Regions from separate parts of the Homo sapiens genome. Here region 1 is linked to region 2. A link is a loop called in an ENCODE intact Hi-C map of the cell type or tissue named here. Cell type or tissue: PC-3. All regions are shown on one strand. Each heading gives the region's core, and the rest is flanking DNA. Links, peaks and the distances in the headings are about the cores only. Region 1 overlaps LOC105378250 (a long non-coding RNA gene). Region 2 overlaps LOC105378250 (a long non-coding RNA gene).

Region 1 (2,916 bases), core at 184-2,683, 55 kb after region 2:
GGCTGGATTGCCTTTACTTTTCTCTCCCTTCTGCTCCTTGCTTCCTCTCCAACCCAATTCCACACTCCCTCTTGCAGGAAACCTTCCCAAAATAACCCCTTCTTACTTGGAATATTTCTTGACTCTGCATCTTTTCAGCCCCATTGTTGGTTTATACTTGCTGCTGCTTTATTGCTTAATAAGCATTTTGAAGTCTTTTTTTTTTTTTTTTGAGACAGAGTTTCACTCTTGTTGCCCAGGCTGGAGTGCAATGGTGCAATCTCGGCTCACCGCAACCTCCTCCTCCCAGGTTCAAGCAATTCTCCTGCCTCAGTCTCCTGAGTAGCTGGGATTACAGGCATGCACCACCATGCCCGGCTAATTTTGTATTTTTAGTAGAGACGAGGTTTCTCCATGTTGTTCAGGCTGGTCTAGAATTCCCCACCTCAGGTGATCCGCCTGTCTTGGCCGCTGAAAGTGCTGGGATTACAGGTGTGAGCCACTGTGCCCGGCCTCTGAAGTCATTTTTTAGATATTTGTGTTCTGTCAATTTACTTAGATGAGGAACTTCTTAAGGGGAAGGCCCCTCAGAACACACACGGGGAGCTTATACTGCTGCCTGACTAGAGCTAGACCTGGGATAGTCTGAGAAAGTTCAAATGACCTCTGCATTTCAGGAAAGAAAAGAAGACTGTCAACTTAGGGGTAGTGGGAATGCTGATCCCATTTAGAGGCAGTTGGCACCTATTTGAAATTCCTTCTTATGGTTATTTCCAGTCCTGGGATTCTGTAACCCTATGAACCAACTTGGTTATGCCCTTGCCTGATCTTGATGCTATTACCAATTTTGTGGCCTGTATTAAATAATAAGACATCCCATAACTAGTAGGTGGCAGATTGGTGTGTCCACTGCAGGTTATAAAATAAAAAACTAGCTTGGTGGAGGGACCTTCCTATGTGTAATGCATTGTTAGGTAGAGCACCTGGCTGCCCAATGGATAACCTCAGTTGCTGCCTGGAGGCCTCTACCTCGGGGAAGGGAGGCCTTGAGAGCCATTTTGACCCAAGTTCAAATTCTCTAGAACAAACAAGCCGATCTCTTGCTCCAAGCTCCAGTCAAAGAGGCTCCAGTGTGTTTATTGACTCTTGCATGACCCTGCCCTGGAGAACAAACAAACAGCTCAACCTGACTCATTCCCTCCACCAACTATACTCAGGTCCATTGCTGGGGTTTGCCAGAAAAATCCCTCAGGCCCTGTGGAAAATTAGAGAGCCAAAGGTTAGGGCTCTCTGGTCATATATTCCTACTCTTTCTTCCCATAGAACGTTAACCCTCCCTGGAGGTGCAGAAGACTAGCAGTGACTTCCAATTCATTTGACTTGGGCCCTCTCCATTGCTTGAGGCAAATCAGCTTGCTTCACTGATTCATTCATTTGACAAATATTTATTGAACACCTGCTATATGTGAGGCTCTCCTCTCTTAGGATGGGAGCTTACTGATTTTTGCTATGGAGAATGCTGATGCTTCCATCTTTATTTATTTATTTACTTATTTATTTATTTATTTATTTGAGACAGAGTCTCGCTCTGTCAACCAGGCTGGAGTGCAATGGTGCGATCTCGGCTCACTGTAACCTCCACCTCCTGGGTTCCAGTGATTCTCCTGCCTCAGCCTCCCAAATAGGTGGGACTACAGGTGTGCGCCACCATGCCTGGTTAATTTTTGTTTTTAGTAGAGACGGGGTTTTGCCATGTTGGCCAGGCTGGTCTTGAACTCCTGACCTCAGGTGATTGCCCCCCTTGGCCTCCCAAAGTGCTGGGAATACAGGTGTGAGCCATTGCGCCCAGCCCAATGCTTCCATCTTTTAACTAAAAGGTTTGAAGTACCCTTTTCCAGACATCTTGTAAGAATAACAATACATTTTCTCTCCCTTACCACCATTGGAAGAACTTAGTTCTGAACCCAAACCATCTCCTTTCATTAAGCCTTTGGTGGATCATTTTTACTCTTGGGATTTCATCAAGCCCTGCTCCCCATTTTCCCTCACAGAAGAGGAGGCAGCCTCTTGCGCGTGTATGTGTGCTCAGCTTATTCCTTCTCAATGATTTTTAAAAAGAAGGAACCCAACTCAGCCCCTCCTCCTTGTTGTGTTTAAGGGAGTGCTGTTTCCTAAACTGTGTAATCCTCAAAGCACTGAGGTTTCACCTAATGTTAATAAGGGTTTCTTGAAAAAGCATTGAATCAGGTCATTTTAGGAGACAGTGAATGAGACAAAATTAAAATCTTAAGCAGCAGGGCTTCTCAGAACCTTTAACATATTAATATTCATTTGAAATCTCAAGAGGGAGACATCATTTGCAATATTTTCCAAATTATTAGACCATGGAAGCCACTTTTAAAGGAAAACCTCTTATTCGTTCTTGGGACATTAGCATTCCATTAAATTCAGTTTGAGAAATGCTGATGTAGTAGCAGGAATATTGAATTAAGAGACAGGAACCTGAACTTGCATCCCTCTTTGACACTCAGTTTTGTGACTCTGGAAAAATCACTTCTCCTCTATGGACCTCCATTTCTTTACCTGGAAAATGAGAAGGCTGAATTAAATTATCCTTCAGTCCTCTTCTAGTTCTGTACAAAGGCATCCACAGGTAGGCCCAATCTCCTAAGAACCAGAAACAAAATCTTAGGTGGATATCTTGACATACCAGTAAAGGATATACAAATAATACAATAAAGCTTTAAACCAATCTGTGACTAAAGAGAGCTGGAGTAAATGCATTTTACAAGAAAGGAAAGATATTTGTGGAAAGAAAATATGGTTGTTCCATATGCAGCTGAATGTCTTAAGGGAAAGATCTGAGAAGGCTGCTTGGAAGAGGAGCATTGGTATCAAGAGAAGAGAGCATACTCTCTGCTGACAGGAGTGGGTGTG
Region 2 (2,916 bases), core at 326-2,825:
TTAATAAATATTAGAAATGCTCTAGTTGTCATGAGCTCAGAGCTAGACATGGACATGGGGCACACTAATACCTGTTTTTGATATTCTGCTAAGTAAGGCCTCTGGCTGTCAAGAACAACCAAACCAGACCGAGCAACCTCACGTAGCTCAAGTCCTTCTCCCCAGTATCACCATGAATTGTTAGCTCTGGAATGGGGTTAATCATATTTTAGAATGACTGACAAGCTGACATTTTTCTGGTACTGGGTTCTCCTGAGTTAAGGATCAGGGATTGCCATTCTCTGGCAAGCATCCCCCCACAGTCTGCTTCTGATTGGCAGCCAAGTCTGGGGAGCAAATGGCCAAGTGAATTAGAAAGCTTAAAAGATGTTTTGTTAAACCATCCTCATTAAACTGGCACCGTCTGCCTTCCTACTCTCCTTTGTCCCAGTTGGGGCTGTTCTTCGTGACAGATGTTTCCTAACGGTGTGTGCTGGTAGCATCTGGAATCCTTAGGTGACTGCTGAGGTTTGGGAAGGCCAAATCTGGAGGTATGTAGATTGTCAGGGAAATTGCAACCATTTTCCTGCCATTGGGCTACCATAAAAAAAAAATACCCGCTTCCCTTCCCACCACCCCATTTTCCTTTGGCCAGTGAAAATCAAGCTTTCATTTCCTTCTCTAGCACTTCCTAACCTGCACTGAAGATGGTTTTTTTCCTCTCAAGAATGAGGTAGTGAGTAGACAAGATTTGGAATATGATGAAAGAACAGTGTGATGGAAGAAGTCTCAGAGGGGTTACTTATGTTTGGCATCTAGAGATCTTTTATCCTGTATTTTCCACTAAAAATCAAGCAAAAGCCAATGGGTTAAAGTTGTGGGAGTAGGAATTATAATTAGATGTAAAATTGTGTCTATGAACTATTGGAATAGTTACAGGGATGCTTTGGAATCTCCTTTCTTGGCATCTAAAAAGATTGTCTGGAGAATTTTGGCACCTGATTGGATTAGAATTTTAGCAGGAAATGGTTAAGATGGAACTTTCAGATTTAATGATTTCTCTGCTTCCAGCTCTGGCCTATCAGTGTCTATGTGGGAGGAAAGAGAAGACATTGGCAGGGGATGACCTGGGCATAAGGGTAAGAACTGGTTCAAATCCTCTTTTAATAGCCATGCCCTTAGACTCCTTGTTCTTTGTGGAGACTGGGTGCCACAGTAGGAAGAACATGGGCTTTGACTTCATGAAGAACCATGTTCAAATTCTAACTCTTCTTTTTACTGGCTATATGATCTTGAAAAAGTTATTTAACCTCTCTTCATCTTCAAGATCAAAGAATAATACTTCTGTCATGGAGTAAATAGGGGTTAAATGAAATAGCATATGAACCTTGCTTGCAGCTCAACACATTCTGGTTCCTTTCACCCCTCTTTCCACGTAACTCTAATTCTTGCACATAATTCTATCCCTGGCATGCCATTTGACAGATATTTTGCTCTGTCTCCAGCCTCTGCACATCTTCCCCAATGCTTCTTAGCATTCAAGCCTAGAGCTCTGATTTATTAATTTGTGTTAGTCCCACAAAATGGCAATAACAGTATGTACTTTTTATAACCATACTAACATGAGTCAAGGTTGTGGTTTCATTCCAGGCATTTTTACTTGCTGACAATTTTGGTTGTAAATCAGAGACAAAGGAGTTCTATCTTCCCACCCACCTCTCTGATCTAGAGTTCTTGATTCAGGGCTAGATCATCTGGATAGGATTTCCTTCCAATAAAAAAATGATGGCAAGTTTGTTTATAAGATTATTCAGAGAAGAAAAATCCATAACCTTTACTGTTGGAATATTCTTGTTTTCCTCCCAACCTTTTAATTTGAAAAATATTAACCTACAGAAAAGTTGTAAAATAGTGTAATTAATACCCATTCATTTTTCACCAAGATTGACAAATTGCTAATATTTTGCCACATTTGTGTGCTCTCCCCTTCTCTCTCATATATATATATGTGTGTATATATACACACATATGTAAAGCAGTGCCTATTCAAATTTTGCTAATTGTCCACTGATTTTTTTTTGAGACAGGGTGTCACTCTATTGCCCAGGCTGGAGTGCAAGTGGCATGATCACAGCTCACTGCAGCCTCTACCTCCTGGGCTCTGGTGAACCTCCTGCCTCAGCCTCCCAAGCAACTGGGACTACTGGCACATGCCACCATGCCAGACTAATTTTTTTTTTTTTTTTATAGAGGCAGGGTTTCACCATCTTGCCTAGGCTGGTCTCAGACTCCTGGGCTCAAGTGATCTGCCCTCCTTGGCCTCACAAAGTGCTAGGATTACAGGTGTGAGCCACTGCGCTAGCTGAATAATTTGTTTTATAGTGAAATGTTTCTCCCTAGCCCTGATCCAATTGAAGTTTATGCACTGTATTTTGTTATCATGCCTCTTTATTCTCCTTTAATCTGGAATCATTCCTTAGCCTGTTGTTCATAGCATTCACAGTTTTGAAGAGTACTGGTCAGTTGTTTTGTAGAAAGTCACTGGGTCTAAATTTGACGGATTATTTTCATCATTAGATTCAGATTAGGCGTTTCTGGCACTTTTGGATTAGATAAGAACATTTTTAAAGACAGTGCCACGTAGACAGGGAACATGTCTTTCCCCTGCCTGTTGTGTTCTTAGCACCAAGCACAGCGACTGGCATATAGTAGGTGCTTAATACTTATTGAATGAATGAATGAATGACCTAAAACTTTCACTGCCATGTAGGTCCATTATTTTTCTACCTGAAGAGAGAGAGAAGAGCAGCCTTCTCCTAAATCCTAGTTTCATTTTTATTATAAATCTTTGGGCTGAAAAGGGTAACCCAAGACTTCTTTAATGAGACCACCGAGAAGGGAATATGAGGGAGGGACTATGGCCTGAGGGAAGCCACG

Evidence for each region. Peaks named below come from ENCODE experiments on the same cell type or tissue, not always from the same donor. Only the 100,000 strongest peaks of a DNase experiment are listed, where the experiment ranks them.
Region 1: it touches region 2 in a loop (7-fold over the local background); 3 of 110 quality-filtered maps call a loop at or near these places.

The regions. Positions count from the first base shown.
Region 1 is chr12:53,824,351-53,827,266 of GRCh38, forward strand. All of the region lies in intron 1 of LOC105378250 (a long non-coding RNA gene), which reads left to right. Among named protein-coding and RNA genes, the nearest start is that of CISTR, 74 kb to the left of the region's middle. In PC-3, for the core only: no CTCF peak of the experiment used is centred there; a DNase peak (open chromatin) is centred at 1,261; H3K27ac peaks cover 2,500 bases.
Region 2 is chr12:53,768,847-53,771,762 of GRCh38, forward strand. The region is part of intron 1 of LOC105378250 (a long non-coding RNA gene); the gene reads left to right. Among named protein-coding and RNA genes, the nearest start is that of CISTR, 18 kb to the left of the region's middle. In PC-3, for the core only: no CTCF peak of the experiment used is centred there; a DNase peak (open chromatin) is centred at 1,645; H3K27ac peaks cover 2,319 bases.